Regions from separate parts of the Homo sapiens genome. Here region 2 is linked to region 1. Evidence: read pairs that join two places in POLR2A ChIA-PET (ENCODE). Cell type or tissue: MCF 10A. All regions are shown on one strand. Each heading gives the region's core, and the rest is flanking DNA. Links, peaks and the distances in the headings are about the cores only. Region 1 overlaps MED12L (mediator complex subunit 12L). Region 2 overlaps MED12L (mediator complex subunit 12L).

Region 1 (9,835 bases), core at 2,415-7,414:
CCCAGCGTTTGATTAGCCTCCTAATGGTTTGATCAGGCCTTCTTCCTGGTCTTCAGCCATGCCTTACACAGGTCAATGGCCAATTCCTACTCTTGTCTCCACCCCTCCCTGGGTTGTACCATTTCACTTCAGAAGGCAGAAAAAAAAATTGTTAAAAATAAAAAACAAAAAACTGACATATGCCTTCCAAAATGAAATTAAGTCAGAGAGGAGGCCAAATTCCATGACTGCCTAATAGTAAGTCAAAGGTGTTTTTGAACTCTGACTCTGTGCCCGCAGGTACTCTGCTAGACCCTGGAGATAAAAGGATGCAAGGACACTCTGGTAGTCAGGCAAACAACAAAAATAGAATACAACAGCTGGAGGTATGGGAAACCACAGGGGCTGAGGAGCACTTATGTGGCACATGGGGATAACATGGAAAGCTCTGAGAAGAGGAGGCAGATGAGTTACACCTGAAGGCGGTATAGGGAGCTTGCCTAATAGATAAGAGGCAGAAGGGATTTTCAGGATAAAATGCAAGGTAAGGAGGGTCTGGTGCAGGAACTATAAAGTGGGCAGGTATACAGGTCAGGTCAGGAGGTCCTCATCACCTGCAGAGGAGCCTGAGTTGTATCCCATATAAGACAGTAAGCCAGTGAAGACTGTGACAGAAGAGGACATCAAGAAAAGAAATGTGAATAGCAGGAAAATGCATGTGGCAAATATTAAGATAATACAAATATACAGGTTACTATTTCTCCTAGTTGAGGAAGTTACTACATCTATAAATCAAGCCAGAGAAAAATATTTTAATTCAAATATTCCTATTAGTTTAAGAGACATTGTTTAAAACATGATTAATGCCAGAAGTTGATAAATTCACTGAAGTATGAATTACTTTGAAGAAACGTTGTGTGTGTGTGTGTGTGCGTGTGTGTGTGTGTGTGTGTGCGTGTATTTCATGAAATGAGTTATATGTGATCCCAGATCCTTTTACTACATATGGGTGAGGGTGGGTTATTTATTTGTATTCATGAGAAGAGAAAAATGAGAGTGAACGTTTGATGCTGATTAAGAAAGGTGAAATATCCACTCATATTAAAGACTTCACTTGAGAATTTTAAAATTGTCAGTGAAGACAAGTGATGAAATTGAAGTAAAAATGCTCTCTTAGGTAATTGTCTTACTCCATTAACTTAAACAGCATTAAGGTTTGGTTAAGCTGTGATTACAAGAATAAGGGTAGCTAACCTGACAACAGTTCTAATGGAAAGGTCTGGAGAATACTTGCACCATATCCCACAGCCCAGAAAACTATAATGATGACTGTATTAAAATATCAAGGTGACGCCACCACCACCACCATGAAGAATAATTATAACTCTTAAGTAGAATGCTTAAGCCACAGGATGCTATTCCAAAACAAGGAACAGCATCTACATGAACTTGTGAAAAGCATTCTGCATCTTTTAATAGCCTAGTAAACAGTAATCAAACAACTAAAGACTTTACCTGGAGTCTTGAATTCTAAGAATATCTTTAAGGGCCAGAAGTCACTTGAAATGTATTTAGTTTAGAACATATTCATTTAAAACCACTATGTTGGCTACTGGGACTGTGGCCCCTAAACTGACTAGCCTCTTACATAAATGATCCAGAAGTTACCTATATGGAATTTATACTTTGCTTAAACAGAAAATAAAAATACATGTTTCACCTCAGTAAGTTGTAAAATTTGAGTAAAATTCTTATTACTCACAACTACATAGTAATGTGATACAGATCTCCTGATCTGACTCACAATAGCCATAGTAATGTGAGTAGTAGGAATTTTACTCAAATTTTACAACTTACTGAGTTAAAAAGTGTATTTTTATTTTCTGTTTAAGAAAAGCATATTTCTTAAATATGCTTTTTAAGAAATATGTTTAAGCAAAGTATACTTGCCATGAATTACACCTTTACATTACTATAGCACTTACAATATAAAATTGACTTAACATATGTTTTCTTACCACATTCACACAGCACCCTTGGGAAGTACGTCAGGTATTTATTATTCTCCCTGTTTCATAGATGAGGAGGCTCAAGCTCTGTGAGGTACAATGCTTAACAGGGTCACAGACTGAGCCAAAAACTTAACAGCTGCCTACTGAATCCAGGTCTAGGATACTTTGCACTGGTCAGGGAATCTCAGTCTAGAACACTTTCTACCAGGGAAGCTACTTCTGACACTCCACTAGGCCAGCAAAGCAACACCACAGAGGCAGCCTGTTCTGGGGTCTTAAAAGCTAGAGCTCATTTCCTGGTTTTGCCTCTCACCATCTGTGTGGTATTGGGCAGGTTGTTGAATCCTGCTCAGTTCCCTCACTTGTCAAAAAGAATAGTCAGGTTTGAGGTTAAGGTTATAAAGAACCATTAGACACAAATCTTGTCTTCAGGGAGTTTACAATCCACTTTACATCAACCCCCCATCTGCTCTAAACACACACACACACACACACACACACACACACACACACACACACACACACACAGAGCAAGTTACCTGAGGTCACCTAAAAAAAATTTAACTCTAAATTGTTAACCAAAATAGGTCTATTTGTAAGCTACATGTACCAGCAAAACTATGAGAACAGAACATCAGTGTAGCACCTGAAAAACCTGAATGAAGGGCTGCTGTGCTTTGCATTCCAACACATTTAGGAGACTAACTCCATGCATGCATTAATGAAATGTGCTATGAATACAGTGACCTAATTCCATTACAATAAGAGGTAACTCATAACCAGTGAGGTAATCTGCCTCTTTCCCCAGGCCTTCAGCAGAGCTATAATCTTAGCATTGTTGAAAAACACACATAAATTTACAAATACACATACACATAAAGTCAGGCTTAAACTGAGAAAGATTCTTAGATTATAGGTGATTCCAAAATAGAAGAGATCCTGTATCTTTCAAATAAACTTTCTATCAGATGGCTTTTGTGAAGACTATCTCTTTACCACAAAAATGCAGGAACTACATCAATATCTCTATATAATCAATCAGTTCAGTATAGCTTTTCAGAACTAAAGTGGCAAAATAAACCTTCAGATCTCAAATTCTTACAATTTCAGATGTGAGCTTTTAGAGGGAAAACTGGAGAGTGGAGGACAGATAGCAAAGATATTGATATTATAACTCTGTCATTTGAGAACCACCACTACCAAACACTAAGTCAAAAATTAATCATGAGCAACTGCATTTAGGGAGCCAGCATTTAACTGGCACTGATATTTCAAGATCCTGACCAGAGGGCAATAACAAGAGAGATGAAGCCCAGGGAGAGTTAAAGCATTGCCATGGCAGGGCAGGGCACACCGGCCTGCTCTTCCTGCTGACAGAGTTTCCCCCGGCGTGGTACAAATGACTCCCCACCCATGCCAAGATCCAATCCAGTGAACTGCAACAGCAGGCTGGCTCTGTGTGGACCACAAGGCTGGGTGTCCAAAGTAGCTGTTCAGTAGTCCTGGATGTTGTCCTCCCATAGCCCTTCTGGGGAGAGAGCAAATGTTTGGGCATCCAACACAACTGGGGTCAAGTCCCTATTCCACTACTCAGAAGCTTTTCGTAACACCAGAAACCTCAGTTTTTCCCCACCGAAAGCAGTTTTATAACACAATCAGTAGGGTTTTCACTTAAAGGCCCCAGTAGAGGGGCAGGCACAGAGAAAAGCTCCACTGTGACTATTAACACATTCTCAGGTGTGAACTAATCAACATGACCTCCTGTCACTACTTTTTTCTGGGTTGCTAAGAGGTATAAGAAAAACCATTTGAAAAGAAATGGTTAAGTGATGGTCAGTAATACAAGAAAAATCAGGCGTTTGCAGGGAGGAGAGACACAGAAGAAGGGAAAGATACATTTATAATCAAAGTAGAACAATTGGGGATCTATAGAGGTTAAGTATAGCCACATAAGATTAAATGATAAGCGGAATAATCATTGCCAAATCAACTGACTGTAGGACCCGGCAGGTAATGCTCCTGAAAGAGGTGGCCCAGGGATGTCAACGCGTATGCTGTGAGCCAGAGAACTGGAGAGAGCTCACTTCCCCATCAGGAAGAGGCAACTAATAGTGCTGGATTGTTCATGCTGGATGCTAGCAAATCTTCTCATCTTTCAAAATGGGTTCCAAATCTGGATTCTTATGTGAAATTTCCTGATGTTTTCAACATTGTTCAGGCCAAATAAAACTAGACCTCTAGTTTGGAAGATTAGCAGTTCCTTCACAAGCTTGATGGAGAAAACAGACTCCTACCTCTGCCCAATACTGCCCCCCTCCCACTTCCTGTCCTCTAAAATAACCCCCCAGAATCATTCTTCACTTTTACTCCACAACAGTATAATAGAACTGCAATTTCAGTTTCTATTGTATTTGATATGAATCCCAGCTCTACCCATTACTCACAGTGTGAGTCAGGGCAACTTAATTAAACTGTCTGAATCTCGTATCTTCCTACCTGGCGGGGGTGGAAATATATCTAGGTCCTAGGGTAGCTCTGAAGATTGCTTAAGGTATCAACCACCAAGTTCGGGGTCCAAAAGCAAGGAGAAACTGAGAATGTGTTAATCCTTTTCCACCAACCTCATTTTACAACCAACAACAAAGAAACATGGTTAGTAAAATAGCCAAAGGAAAATACCAATGGGTGGCTGGAAAAAAAACAGGTCTCTAAGCAGCGATACCATCTAACCTCAGGAATGACTGTGAAACCTAGGCCTACCACAAACATCACATTCTTGTGTGGTTTCATCAGCTCTCAGCTGAAGGAACAGTAGGTGGCAGGGCAGGATTCCCGCCCGGGATCCAGGTCCTGGAACCAAGCCCTTTACTACCACTGAAGCAATCTTCCTTGCAACACCCTGCAAGTGCTGGGACATGCAGACAATGCAGAGCCACTGTAGTAAAAGCACACAGGGAGCGCTGAAGCTGAGGCACTGATCATTCAGAAAGACAGCAGGCAGGTAAGGCTCTGAGACAATTTAAAGGAAGGGCAAGCTATTGGAGCAAAAGTATCAGTCAAATGACTCCTGAGAGGGCAGCTGAGGCCACCAGCCACACAGCCATCTCAGCATAAACAAGGTGCAAGGATCCACCCCCCTCAACCCCCTTGTCCAGCCTATGAAGTGCTAAATAAATTCAACTGTGTACCTATGATATACAGCAGGAACTAAAACGACTTCAGCTCCACCCTGCGCAAGTACACAGGCTGCTTTGTAAACGTTCATCATTTTAACCTCGCAGTCAACCTATAATGGATGAGTCTTCATACCCATTTTATACAGGCAGAAATGGAGGGTTAGAAGCTAAAACCAACAGAGCTGGGGCTGTAATTCAGAGAATGAGAGAATCAAATCCTTGCTCTATACACTCCACCACGGTGCCACCATACTTGGCTAGAGGTCAAGGCAGGATTTTTTTTTTTTTTAATCCAAGCTGGAAAAAAAATTTTTTTTTGAGACAGTCTCACTCTGTCGCCCAGGCTGGAGTGCAATGGCATGACCTCGGCTCACTGCAAGGTCTCCCGGGTTCAAGCGATTCTCCTGCCTCAGCCTCCCGAATAGCTGGGACCACAGGTGCACGCTGCCATGCCCAGCTAATTTTTGTATTTTTAGTAGAGACAGGGTTTCACCATGTTGGCCACGCTGGTCTCGAACTCCTGACCTCAGGTGATCCACCAGCCTCGGCCACCCAGTGCTGGGATTACAGGCATGAGCCACCGTGCCTGGCCAGAACATTTTTAAATGCCAGACATTGAATGATATGCTTAAGAAAACCCTCCATTAATCCTTTATCTATCTCCACCTCCCACCTTCTCTGTCTCCTTTCTGTCACAGGCATGTTCTTTTTTTGAAAGAGTTTTCTGAGATTGCTGCCTCCACTTCCTCACCTTACAATCATTACTCAACCCTCTGTCATTAGGCTTCTCTCCCCAAAACACCCTGGGCCCCCCAGCACGTGGAGCACTGGCAAAGATGAACAATGACCTTTTTGTTGCTGAATCCCATCCAGTGGCACTTTGCTGTCCTATGTCACTTGACTTCCCCCACAGGATAAAACTAGTCACAATTCCTCATTTCCTAAACTCTCTTTTTGGTTCACATGACATTATTATTATTATTTGGTAATCCTCCCAACTCTCTGGCCTCTCCTTCAGGCACTCCCCTCACCCTAAGACTGCTCCATTAAAAAGTCTACATTAGCTCTCTGCTATTCTCACTCCACTGTGTGGTTTTGGGTTTTTTGTTTGTTTGTTTGTTTTGAGACGGAGTCTCACCCTGTCATCCAGGCTGCAGTGCAGTGGCGTGATCTCAGCTCACTGCAACTTCCGCCTCCTGGGTTCAAGCAATTCTCCTACCTCAGCCTCCCCAGTAGCTGGGATTACAGGTGCACGCAACATCATCTGGCTAATTGTTGTATTTTTAGTAGAGATGGGGTTTCACCATGTTGGCCAGGCTTGTCTCAAACTCCTGACCTCAGGTAATCTACCCACCATGGCCTCCCAAAGTGCTGGGATTACAGGCGTGAGCCACCATGCATGGCCGACTGTGCAGTTTCATCTTGAACAATCTCATTCATTCCCACAGCTTCTTCTATCACCTATTTTCTATTGGCCTTAGATAGACATCACCAGCCAGGAGTACTTCTCCAAGCTCCAGACCTTTCTCTTTAATCATCTAGTAGACACCTCCACATGCATACTACACAGGCATCATGAAATCAACCAATCCAAAACTAAACTCCACTCTTCCCAGTACGTGTTTGTCCTTTCATGGGTCCTACATCAGCGAAAGAGACTAAAATCTATAGTCAAATACCTGGGAGGCCTCCAACAATCTTCTAACCCTTTTCACCAGCATCATTCAGCCACAGATTCTTTAAGATGCCTCATATTTTGTCATATATCTCCATCTCTACATGCTGTCACCAGTTCCTCAGTAGACTATTATACCTTATCTTTGGCTACACTCAGCATTTCCATGTGCTCCTTTCTGATTGGACCTTGGGCAAACCTGCCACAACCTGGGCATCATAGTTGTCATGGAACCTCTGTAATCCTTGCTTCCCCTCAGTTCGGGTACACCTCTGTATCTTCACAGCATCCCAAACCTCTCATTCGATATTGAAATGGTCTATTTCTGGATTCTCAACTAGACTCTAAACTTGAGGACAGAAATGTACCTTTCTCTTCTTTATAAACTCCAGGGCCTGAAATATGAGCAGACTCTTAGTAAACGACCTTATGAAAGAGATCAGGTTATGGCTGGTACTGAAGAAGTAGCAGAGATTCCCAAGGTAGGGAGAGAGGGGAGAAAGGAGGCCATTCACAGGGCAGGAATGGGTATGAAGAAAAGTAGGGAATTAAACTCAGGCATATGGCTGACAGTCTGCAGTTTGGTTAAACCAGAGAGTTCCAATAAGAGTAACAAGATCTTGACTTTAATTTAGGCAAAGATTAATGGAAATAACAGAAGCAGAAACTGGCATTTATAAAGCACTTAATTTATAAATGTATATTCAATTTAGCCTCATGAAGGAGGGATGCTAGATACTATAAAGTAGGTATTATTGTTCCCATGATTCAAAAGATTATGGGGCAAGCAGATTTCCCAAAAGTCTATTGTGATCTCTTAGTTACCAGAATTTAGCATGTTCTGACTTTCACATTCCGTGATCTTTAACACTACAAGAATAACTCCTTATCTTTAGTTAGCAATTATAATTCAAGAATTGCCTTACCATACAGTAACACAGGATTAAGGAGCAAAACAATAATATCTTTAATGCCCTCCACTCCTGCCCCCAACCCCAGCAGACACTAATCGACTTTCTGCCTCTACAGATTTGCCTTTCCTGGACATTTCACCTAAACACATGTAGTCTTTAGGTATCTGGCTTCTTTCTCATGCAAAACGTTTTCACGGTTCATCTATACAATAGCTGTATTTCACTTATTTTTATTGAGTAATATTCCATCCTTTGCCTATACCACAGTTGACTCATCTACTCTCCAGTCAGCACTTGGCTTCTTTCTGCTTTTAACTATCATGAATAATGCTGTTATAAACAACTGCATACAAGTCATTGCATGGACATAAGTTTTCATTTCTTGTGGCTAGATACCTAGAGGTGGAACTACTGGGTCATATGATACATTTGATTTTAACTTTTTAAGAAACTGCCAAACTCTTTCCAGAGTGGCTGTACCGTAATTTTAAATTCTTATCATCAGTGTATAAGGGGTCCTGTTTTCACCACCCTCAGCAACACTTGTTACTGTCTGTCTTTTTCAGATACAGCCATTCTGGTAGATGCAAGATGGTATAGCACTGTGGTTCTCATTTGAATTTCCCTACTGACTGATGATGTTCAGTGTCTTTCCCTGTGCTCTTGGTGAAATGTCTAGACAAATCTTTTGACCTTTTTTAAATTGGGTTCTGTTCTCCTTATTAAGAAGCTGTAAAAGTTCTTTGCATAGTCTAAATAGAAATCCTTTATGAGAAATATAACATGCAAATATTTTCTCCCAGTCTTCTCTCTCTATGTCCTGCTTATTGGCCAACTGTCTGCTCTCTCTCTCTTACTGCAACTGTCAGTGAGGAAGGTTACAGGAAGCCATCTGAAGAGGACAACCATACAACTTGAGAACAGAGAAACATAAAACTAAAAATGTGTCTATCAGGCAATTTCCTTGAAATGTTTCCATGAGAAACTGGATTCAAGCTTTTTAGGCTTACTGAAATCCAAAGATCATTATTATAAAGTCTAGAAAATTAACTGCGTCAGTCATTCTCCCCAGTAAACTTTAATAAATAAAAAGAAAGTAGAGTTTTACCTCTTTGCCTTACATTAAAAAATAATGTGATGCTGGCACCCAAAAAGGAGGGATTCTGAGAGCCTTAATCATTGCCTATGCTGCATTAACCAAAAAAACACTTTCTGACTTCTGCTGTGTACCACATACCGGAGCTGTTCAAGGTGACGTATGGATAGACTGTCTAAACTCTCAAAAGAGTGGATTCTGGGTGGAGAGCATCACTGAAAAATTAAAAACCATTTTTTCCATCTACTACCAAATCAAGTACCTTAGCTACATGTGATATTTGCAAACAGAAGAGAAGGACACACACAGGAACATAAAAAGAAATAATAACTGCCTCTCCACTTACTGCAAACTCTTACACATACTCCTGCCTCCCACATGCCCTTTCCCTGCTATCTCAGCACATATGCAGGGACAAAAGTAACTGCTCACACCAGCCTCAAGTTTGCTTTGTGATTGGACAGAATGAGGTTACCTGGGGTCTCTTTAAGCAACATCAGTGATGGGACCTGAAAGTCTCACATGGTTTTATTTCATGAGAAAGAGTGTGACTTCCCCTAATGGTAAACTGTCCTATAAGCATATTTTACTTTAGCTGCACTTTCCAGAACAGTTCCCAGGAATTCTGCTTTCTATGGTCAATACGTGATAGAATCCAGAGAACAGGGAACAGACCCAGCTGCAGGGGAAGGGGTGGGGGAAATCATGTTTGATAATATCCAACATTGCACATACATATGGTCTCAGCTAACCTTTATTAAGATGTTGTGAAGAATGCAAAGCTCAGAAATGTTAAGGTATGTAGCCAAAGTCACCCACAAGACATAACTCCCAGCAGGGAATTATGAAAGAGGGCAACTCTGTGTGGCCCAGGTGTTCATCTCCAAAGAGCACATGCTTTCTGAATCGTGGAGGCAATTGCTTTAACTGAAAAGACCAAAATGTTGTATTTTAAAATTCCTTCCCAGATGATTTTTTCCTCA
Region 2 (9,835 bases), core at 2,522-7,521, 84 kb after region 1:
ATTCCATCATGTTACCCAAGAGCTTAGGCCATCCATTTTCCCCCACTGTGACAGCCTCTCGTGTCAGTCTTGATGCCTGTTCCTATAGCTCTCTCACCCCAAAACTCCTTCCTTCTTCTTTGCCTAGCTAAAGCCAACTCATTTGTCAATCTTCACTATCACATGCTCCAGGAAGGCTGCCCTGATGCCACCATTTCTGAAACTAGATACGTGCTCACTGTGTTCCTGTGCTTCCTCCTTCAATGATGACCCCATGTCATACCTTGAAGTGTCCCTCTGTTCAGCCTCCCCCTAGACTGGAATCTTCCTGAGAGTTCCCTGATGTGTTTCCATAGGGCATGGCAGCATGTTCTGACGGCTTTATAGTGAGCAAATGAACAAAAGGCCTTGGCAAAGGAAGAAATATCAGGGGTACACAGGAGCCAAAGGTTACAATGTACTTTATAAACAGCAGATTTCAACAAGGGGAAATCAATGATATCAAAAACTGCAAGCAAAGAGGTCAGGAAATAGAATAACTGAGAAAAAGACAACAGACTTAGAAATTAGGTCCCTGACAGCTTCTGAGAAGTGTGGTGAGTGTCAAACATCAAATGCTGTGGGTAATGAAAAAAGATAGGGGGTGGGAGAGTTCCTTCTTCTGGGTGAAGGAGAAAGTGAGATTCTCCTTGACTGAGCCTAGACAGGGCACGGACAAGAGTGCCACAGGAATGCAGAACACGGATGAGACAGCTACCGATAGGATCTGACAGAAAGCTGCTACGGTTTGAGTGTCCGTTTCAAAATTCATTTGAAATTGATTTGCCATTGTGACGGCATTAAGAGGTGGTACCTTTGAGAGATGATTAGATCATGATAGCAAAGGCCTCGTGAGCAAATTAATGGTATTACTGCAGAAGTTGGCCCTCTTTTTCTCTTGGTCTCACATGCTCACTTGCCCTTCCACCATGATGCAGCAGGAAGGCCTCACCAGATGCATCCCCTCCATCTTGAGCTTCAGAGAATCCAGAACCATGAGCCAAATTAATTTCCTTTCTTTATAAATGACTCAATACGTAGTATTGTTATAGCAGCAGACAATAGACTAACACAGGAGCTAAGCAGAAGAAGGATTTCTGAGAAATAAGGGGAGTGTAGCCAATTACAGAGAGAGAACAGCAACTTCTGTGAAGTCGAGGGCACCCTGGACAGGTCTATGACTTAGAAACATAGGACATTGTTTACCCAGCCCTAAGGAGTCACAGTGCTGGGGCAGAAAGGCAAGCCCAATAGGCAGGGTGAAAGAAGTTCTAAAATATCCAGCTCTGCTTGGGTAAGAAAAGCTAGGAGGCTGATGACAGAGAGAATTAAATAACACTAGTAAATAATATAAAATATTTTAAAGATGTAAAACGCTGTAAGTTATTTTAGTAACATAAAATGTAATAAGCATGTTCTGATGGCTTTAGTGAGCAAATGAACAAACGGCCTTGGCAAAGGAAGAAATATCAGGGGTACACAGGAGGCAAAGGTTACACTATATAAACAGCAGATTTCAATAAGGGGAAATCAATGATATCAAATGCTGCAAAGAGGGTCAGGAAATAGGATAACTGAGAAAAAGACAACAGGCTTAGAAATTAGGTCCCTGACAGCTTCTGAGAAGTGTGGTGAGTGTCAAACTTTAAATGCTCTGGGTGATGACAAAAGATAGGGGGTGGGAGGAGGATTCCTTCTTCTGGGTGAAGAAGAAAGTGAGATTCTCCTTGACTGAGCCTAGAGAGGGCACGGACAAGAGTGCCACAGGAATGCAGAACACAGATGAGACAGTTATTTGTAAATTATTTTAGTAACATAAAATGTAATAACACAACTATAAATACACGACACATAAATACTATGAAAACCGCATAGGCGATCACATTGACACCAAAAAAAAAAAAAGTGTTAAACATTAAGGCATGAGAGATTAAAGCAGCAAGAAAATGGCTTCAGTAAGTTTAAAAATGTATAAATGATTACATACATCTATACTATTTTCTATTGATACAGAATCAGCTAGAAAACAAGTATTTATCTCATAGAAAAAGATCCAGAGCACTGTGTATTAAAGCTTTTGATGTCTGGACTGAAAGGAAGGAAAAAAAATATATAAAAGTTGTACCTTTATAAGAACTGAAAAAAGAAGAGGAAGAAAAATGCACGTCATAAGTGGGTACTGATAAAAGCATTATTTGAAGGCAATCCATTCTCCATAGATATTTCTATTCCTAATTATGAAATAATTTAAATATACAAAAACAGAAGTGCAGACACTAATGTTGATAACACCAATGTACCAGTCACCAGTGTTAATAGGCAGTAATATTAGGCATATTTGATTCAGAATTTAAGAAATAAAATATCACAGATACAGCAAAGTCCAACCACCCTACCACTTATAAGCTCCCACTTGTAAGTTAAAACACGAGGTATTTGGTTGGGTGTAAGGAGGCTGGACTTGCTCCTACTTCCCTCCCCAGGAGTAGGCAATGTTCTTTTCTTTTTTTCTTTTAGGTTCAACAGTTACATGTGCAAGTTTGTTACTTGGGTATATTGTGTGACACTGAGCTTTTGGGCTTCTAGTGAACCCATCACCCAAATAGTGAACACAAAACCCAAGAGTAAGTTTTTCCACCATTTCCCCGCTTCCTACCTCCCCGTCTTTGGAGTCTCCAGTGTCTACTGTTCCCATCTTTGTGTCCATGTGTATCCAATGTTTAGTTCCCACTTATAAGTGAAAATATGTGGTATTTGGTTTTCTGTTTCTGTGTTAATTCACTTAGGATAATGGCCTCTAGCTACAACCATGTTGCTGCAAAGGACATGATTTCTTTTGTATGGCTGCATAGTATTCCACAGTGTATATGTACCATATTTTCTTCATCCAATCCATCATTGATAGGCACCTAGGCTGATTCTATGCCTTTGCTATTGTGAATAGTACTACAATAAACATGTGAATGAAGGTGTCTTTTTGGTAAAACAATTTGTTTTTCTTTGAGTATATACCTAGTAATGGGATTGCTGGGTGAAATGGTAATTTTATGTTTAGTTCTTTGAGAAATCTCTACACTGCTTTCAATAGGGACTGAACTAATTTACAATCCCACAAGAGTACATAAGTGTTCTCTTTTTTCTGCAATCTCACTGACATCTAGTTTTTTTTTTTTTTTGGACTTTTTAATAAAAGCCTCAATGTTGTAAAGTTAGAATATATGATTTACAACCAGCACATGTTCCATACTGCCCTAGGCCACTGAGATTATTACTCCATGCAGAACTTAACCTCTTTCTTTCCAAAGAGAATCTCATGACTTTTTAGGAACATTCTAAGTAAATATAAGATGATCACAATCGCCACCTCTCAAATAGGTATAAAATACCAATTTACATTTCCAAGAGACCATAAAGATGGGAAGATTATGATGAAATGTAATGAATAAACTTGGGCAAAGATCCTAGATTTCAGGCCTACTTGGAATATAATTTTTCTTGTCTAAAGTCCCGACTACAACAAAAATATTTTACCATCATCACCTTTATTAAATGTCTCCTGGGCACAGGATCTGGGGGAAAAAAATGATGCTAACTCAAAGAGTGGTACATGGACCAGCAGCATATCATGCTTTATTAGTCCATTTTCACACTGCTGATAAAGACATATTTGAGAATGGGCAATTTACAAAAGAAAGAGGTTTACTGGACTTATAGTTTCACATGGCTGAGGAGGCTTCACAATCATGGTGGAGCACATCTCACATGGTGGCAGACAAGAGAAGAGAGCTTGTGCAGGGCAACTCCCATTTTTAAAACCATCAGATCTCATGAGACCCATCCACTATCACAAGAACAGCACAGAAAGATCTACTCCCATAATTCAATCATCTACCACCAGGTCCCTCCCACAACACATGGAAATTAAGGGAGCCACAAGATGAGATTTGGGTGGGGACACAGAGCCAAACCATATCATTCCACCTCTGACCGCTCCCAAATCTCATATCTTCACATTTCAAAACCAATCATGTCTTCCAACAGTCCCCCAAGTCTCAATTCATTTCAGCATTAACTCAGAAGTCCACAGTCCAGAGTCTCATCCCAGACAAGGCAAGTCCCTTCCGCCTATGAGCCTGTAAAATCTAAAGCAAGTTAGTTACTTCCTAGATACAATGCAGTACAGGCATTGGGTAAATGCAGTCATTCCAAATGGGAGGAACTGGCTGAAACAAAGGGGCTACAGGCCCCATCCAAGTCCAAAATCCAGCAGGACAGTCAAATCGTAAACTTCCCAAACGATCTCCTTTGACTCCATGTCTCACACCCAGGTCACGCAATGCAAGAGGTGGGTTCCCATGGTCTTGGGCAGCTCCACCCCTGTGGCTTTGCAGGGTACAGCCTCCCTCCTGGCATTGAGTATCTGCAACTTTTCCAGACCAGCGGTGCAAGCTGTCAGGGGATCTACTATTCTGGAGTGTGGAGGATGTTGGCCCTCCTCTCACAGCTCCATTAGATGGTGCCCCAGTAGGCACTCTGTGTGGGGGCTCCAATCCCACATTTCCCTTCTATACTGCCCTAGCAGAGGTTCTCCATGAGAGCCCTGCCCCTGCAGCAAACTTCTGCCTGGACATCCAGGCATTTCCACACATATTCTGAAATCTAGGCGGAGGTTCCCAAACCCCAATTCTTGACTTCTGTGCACTCGCAGGCTCCACACCAGGTGGAAGCTGCCAAGGCTTGAGGCTTGCACCCTCTGAAGCCATGACCTGAGCTCTACAAGGGCCCCTTTCAGCCACACTAGAGTGGCTGGGATGCAGGGCACCAATTCCCCAGGCTGCACACAGCACAGAGACCCTGGGCTGGGCCCACGAAACCACTTTTTCCTTCTAGGCCTCCAGGCCTGCGATGTGATGGGCTTGCAGTAAAGACCTTTGACATGCCCTGGATACATTTTCCCCATTTTCTTGGTGATTAACATTCAGCTCTTTGTTGCTTATGCAAACTTCTGCAGCCGGCTTGAACTTCTCGTCAGAAGATGGGATTTTCTTTTCTATTGCATTGTCAGGCTGCAAATTTTCTGAACTTTTAAGCTCTGCTTCCCTTATAAAACTGAATGCTTTTAACAGCACCCAAGTCACCTCTTTAATGCTTTGCTGCTTAGAAATTTCTTCAGCTAGATACCCTAAATCATCTCCCTCAAGTTCAAAGTTCCACGAATCTCTAGGGTAGGGGCAAAATGCCTCCAGTCTCTTTGCTAAAACATAACAAGAATCACTTTTGCTCCATTTCCCAACAAGTTCCTCATTTCCATCTGAGACCACCTCACCCTGGACTTTATCGTCCATATCACTATCAGCATTTTGGGCAAAGGCATTCAACAAGTCTCTAGGAAGTTCCAAACTTACCTACATTTTCCTGTCTTCTTCTGAGCCCTCCAAACTGTTCCAATCTCTGCCTGTTGCCCAGTTCCAAAGTTGCTTCCACATTTTCAGATACCTTTTCAGCAATGTGCCACTCTACTGGCACCAATTTACTGTATTAGTCCGTTTTCACACTGCTGATAAAAATGTACCAGAAACAGGACAGTTTACAAAAGAAAGAGGTTTACTGGACTTACAGTTCCACATGGTGGGAGGCCTCACAATCATGGCAGAAGGTGACAGGCATGTCTCACATGGCAGCAGACAAGAGAAGAGAGCTTGTGCAGGGCAACTCTCGTTTTTAAAACCATCAGATCTCATGAGACCCATTCACTATCACAAGAACAGCACAGAAAGACCCACCCCCATAATTCAATCATCTCCCACTGGCTCCCTTCCACAACATGTGGGTATTACGGGAGCTACAAGATGAGATTTTGGTGGGGACACAGAGCCAAACCATATCACGTGCCAAACTCCAGACATAATGGAATCTCAGTCCTCATTTTAGCAAGATCCCAGGTAATGTGTATGCACATTAAAGTTTAGGGAGCACTCACTGGTTTAAAGAATTCAGAAATATGAAAACCTAGACTAAGGCAGAACCAAATCCAACCACCATTTTGCTAAACCTATCCTCTTCCTATCAGACCACATGGCTTTCAGGTGTTATCTCTGCAAAGTCCACACATTAGTCTCATTACACTGGTGGTAATCAAATGAGGGCAATTTTGTCCCTCAGAGGACATTTGGCAAAGTCTAGAAACATTTTTGATTACCGCAACTTGGGTAGTGGGTTACTGGCATCTAGTAGGCAGAAGTCAGAACTGCTGCTAAACATCTTACAATGCATAGGACAGCTCCCAAAAATAAATAATTATCTGGCCCAAAAGGTCAATAAGACAAAGGTTTTTAAAAAACAAAACAATTAAAAAAATCCACCTGCAATTAGACTTATGATTTCATGGCTAAGATGAATTGTTATATTCAGTCATTTGATAAATTGATTCGATCATCCATATCCAAGGGGGGGGGGGGGGTAATATAAACCAATAACCAAAACCACTTCATGCCCAAGCTCTCAGAGTTTAAGTTTCCCACAAGAGGCTGCAACCAAATCAATAATCAATAATGACAACAAATAGCAAGTATAGTGAAACAACAAATGCACATGTTGAAATATTTCACAATTACACAAGCTGAATTTAAGAAGTAAGTACAGACATATTTTCCCAATAAAAAGTCAGGTGCTCACTTAAATCTTTGGTTTTTTGTTTTGTGTAATGCAGGATCTTTAATGAAAAAACACTTGGGCCACTTCAAGACGACAAACGCTCACTGGGCAAAACACCTTCACTGAAAAGAGACCTCATATTATGCAAAAAAAATCTTAAAAGGTAATTTTTTAAATCCCTCAAGTATTATCAAGAGCTTTGTTAATTTCATCGAAGTGCTATGAAGAAAAAATTCTTTTCTTCACAGAAGGAATTACAGCTCACAATTAGGAAGGTGGAAGGTGTTCTAATACAAGAGGAAAATAGGTCATGGTATATAATTACACAGATGAGTAATGAACTCAGAGCTGACTAAGCCTGCTTTTATTAAGATGAACGTATTTCTGGAGTGAGCAATGCTTTGCACAGCCTTGTATCAATTAAATTCTGTCCAAAGAGAGAACCCTGAGGTTATCTGTAATACATGACAACTTGAAAACACTTCATGCAGCACAATCCTAAGATATTACACTGCACTAAGGGACAAGTGCACTCACTATCTAAATCAGATTGAATCTTTGGCATTGACATTCTTTCTACACAATGCTCCCACTACACTTTAATAACTGTCTTTGGGCCTCATAAATCTCATTCTGCCATGTTCTTTAATTATGTTACCAAAGTCTCCAAAGTGACAGTAGACAATGTAGGCTAAAACATTTCAGACCACTTCATTCTCATATATCTGGATTTGTGAAACAAGGCAAAATTTCACTGAAGAAAATTTCAAGACTTACACTATTACAGTATACCCCCCCTCTTTTTTTTTTTTTTTTTTTTTTTTTTTTTTTGAGACTGAGTCTTGCTCTGTCACCCAGGCTGGAGTGCAATGGTGGGATCTCGGCTCACTGCAACCTCCGCCTCCCAGGTTCAAGCAATTCTCCTGCCTCAGCCTCCCAAGTAACTAGGATTACAGGTGTATGCCACCACACCTGGCTAATTTTTTTATTTTTAGTAGAGGCAGGGTTTCATCATGTTGGCCAGGCTGGTCTCAATCTCCTGACCTCGTGATCCACCCACCTCGGCCTCCCAAAGTGCTGGGATTACAGGCTTGAGCCACCGTGCCCGGCCACAGTATTCCTTTTTAAAAAGTTTAGCTATATATATGAATCTTTCTTAAATGTGATCTCTAGAATTTAGGAAGCATTGTTTATATTCCTAAAGCCTCAAGGTTAACATAATGACAACTTTCACAGCAGAAATTCAGTGATAATACCAGAAGTAACTATCAATGAGCAGGGCTCCACAAACAGACACCTACACAAACTGGCTCACCAGACTGCCTGCTTATCCAGTAATCCAGTTAATCATCATCCAGAAGTCCTGTTCATCTTTTAATTTTTTTCTGTTGCCTATCTCTCCTCTTTAATGGACTGGCATGAGCTGGTAAGAAACAGTGAATCAACTGAGAAGTGGGCAGGGAAGGGAGGGTTGCTGAGCACACTAAAAGCTTCTTTTCTGATTCTTTTGGTTCTTATTTATTTTTACATTTTTGTATAAAATCAGCATGAGAATAAAACGATTTCCTTCATTTGTGAAAGATTTGAAGTTTCTGTAGGTCCCTGTATGAGGACATTAAATCATCTCAATCTGTACTAAAGATAAGGAGAGGAGACTGAGTAGATATCACGAGGTCCAAATGATGCATGTCTTTTTTAATGATTTTGTCCTGATTTTCATCCAACACATATTCCTGCCTTTTGGTCTCAATATATAATTTGGTCTTACTTGCCTTAAGAGAGCTTCTTTTCCACACATCTCTCAGTCTATTACTGCTCTGATCTGCCCTACAGAAAAGGCTGCCATGCTCTAAGACACTTGAACCCGTAAGACAGTATGTTCTCACCATTAACCCCACTGCTTTTAAAAAAAAATCAATATTTAAGAGTTCAAAAATTACTACCAAGAGTATCTTGGAATTTCTCTTTAGCTTGTTCCTTTAGAGTGTTCCTTTAAGATGAAGAAATCTGTCCTGGCATGAGCCTCTGCTGTATCAAACCAGACAGTGGCACAGGGTAGCAGAGGCACCCAACCAGCATGTCTAAAACCTCCCACCCTAAACTGGAGGCTCATCTGCAATTGCATCAAAACTGCCAAAATAGCAGTGTTTGGGGAAAGGGCGCAGGTAAGCTGTGTGCATTCACTCCATTTCAGGAGGCAAAGCTGCTCTAGAAGTTTACCTTGGTCAGTCAGTCCCTTCCATCCAACTCAAAGTGGTGGGAGCAGTGAAGGGGAATGGTGTATATCACCAGGGCATACACATGCAGATTCCCAGCAACCTGAGGAATCTGAGAGCAGAGTTCTGGACCTGCAGCATTAGGTCACATGCAGAAATACTGCAGCTCAAAAATACAAAAGACACAAGACTCTGAGAAAATAATTTTATAAGGGTTTCTATAAGAAAAGGAATTATGTCTCTCATTAAATCATTTCTGGGATTCACTATTTCTATAAATAGTGGCTTCTACAATATTTCTAAAAGGAAAGGAATTTGGCTCTCATTAAATTATTTCTGGGAAATTATTCAATATTTCACCATATAACTATATATTACACAGTTATTATTTCTGTTTTCCAAAATAACAGCTACAGTTTTTTATATTTTAAACTCAAGTGAATCCCACAAGTACTCAGTACCTACCATGAGTATGACACCACAATGGCCAGGCGCTGGGGGGTTGTGTGGCTTAGGACTGGGAAACCAAATTAGACCTGGGAATACAGCAGCATGCATTCTCTCAAGCTCTGCAAGACTGGCATTTAAACCAAAATGCATCTAACTGTCAAGAGACAGTTACCAGACAAATTAGTTACCAGCCACAGACTCTTAGTCACAGTAGACAGCTAAAAATGGAAAATGTGCTCCCCCTCCCTTATCTTTTAAAATATGAAACAGGCTCATAAGGAGAAAGGCGATAGAAGACCTACAAAGAAGCAAATGAGTACAAACCCATCATGCCCAGAGCCAAGCACACAAGGCTACAGGGAAGAGGAAGAATAGTGCTAGTGAAAGGTTTTGTGGAGGAAGTGATTTGGGGTACTCATTCCTTCTATAGGAAGTCCATAGACTGGCAAAATCAAGTCTATCAATATTTCTAGTTTTGCCATAAAGCAAAAGGAAAG

What was found. ChIA-PET counts read pairs that join two places held together with the same protein. Peaks named below come from ENCODE experiments on the same cell type or tissue, not always from the same donor. Only the 100,000 strongest peaks of a DNase experiment are listed, where the experiment ranks them.
Region 2: POLR2A ChIA-PET joins it to region 1 with 5 read pairs; 2 of 35 experiments call an interaction of 5 or more read pairs at or near these places.

What each region holds. Positions count from the first base shown.
Region 1 is chr3:151,300,218-151,310,052 of GRCh38, reverse strand. All of the region lies in intron 16 of MED12L (mediator complex subunit 12L), which reads right to left. All of the region lies in intron 1 of GPR87 (G protein-coupled receptor 87), which reads left to right. Among named protein-coding and RNA genes, the nearest start is that of GPR87, 12 kb to the left of the region's middle. In MCF 10A, for the core only: no CTCF peak of the experiment used is centred there; DNase peaks (open chromatin) are centred at 4,482 and 4,812.
Region 2 is chr3:151,216,535-151,226,369 of GRCh38, reverse strand. The region is part of intron 16 of MED12L (mediator complex subunit 12L); the gene reads right to left. It overlaps P2RY14 (purinergic receptor P2Y14), which reads left to right. Exons shown (of 3, transcript NM_014879.4): 2 at 6,728-6,835. Among named protein-coding and RNA genes, the nearest start is that of GPR171, 18 kb to the right of the region's middle. In MCF 10A, for the core only: no CTCF peak of the experiment used is centred there; no DNase peak of the experiment used is centred there.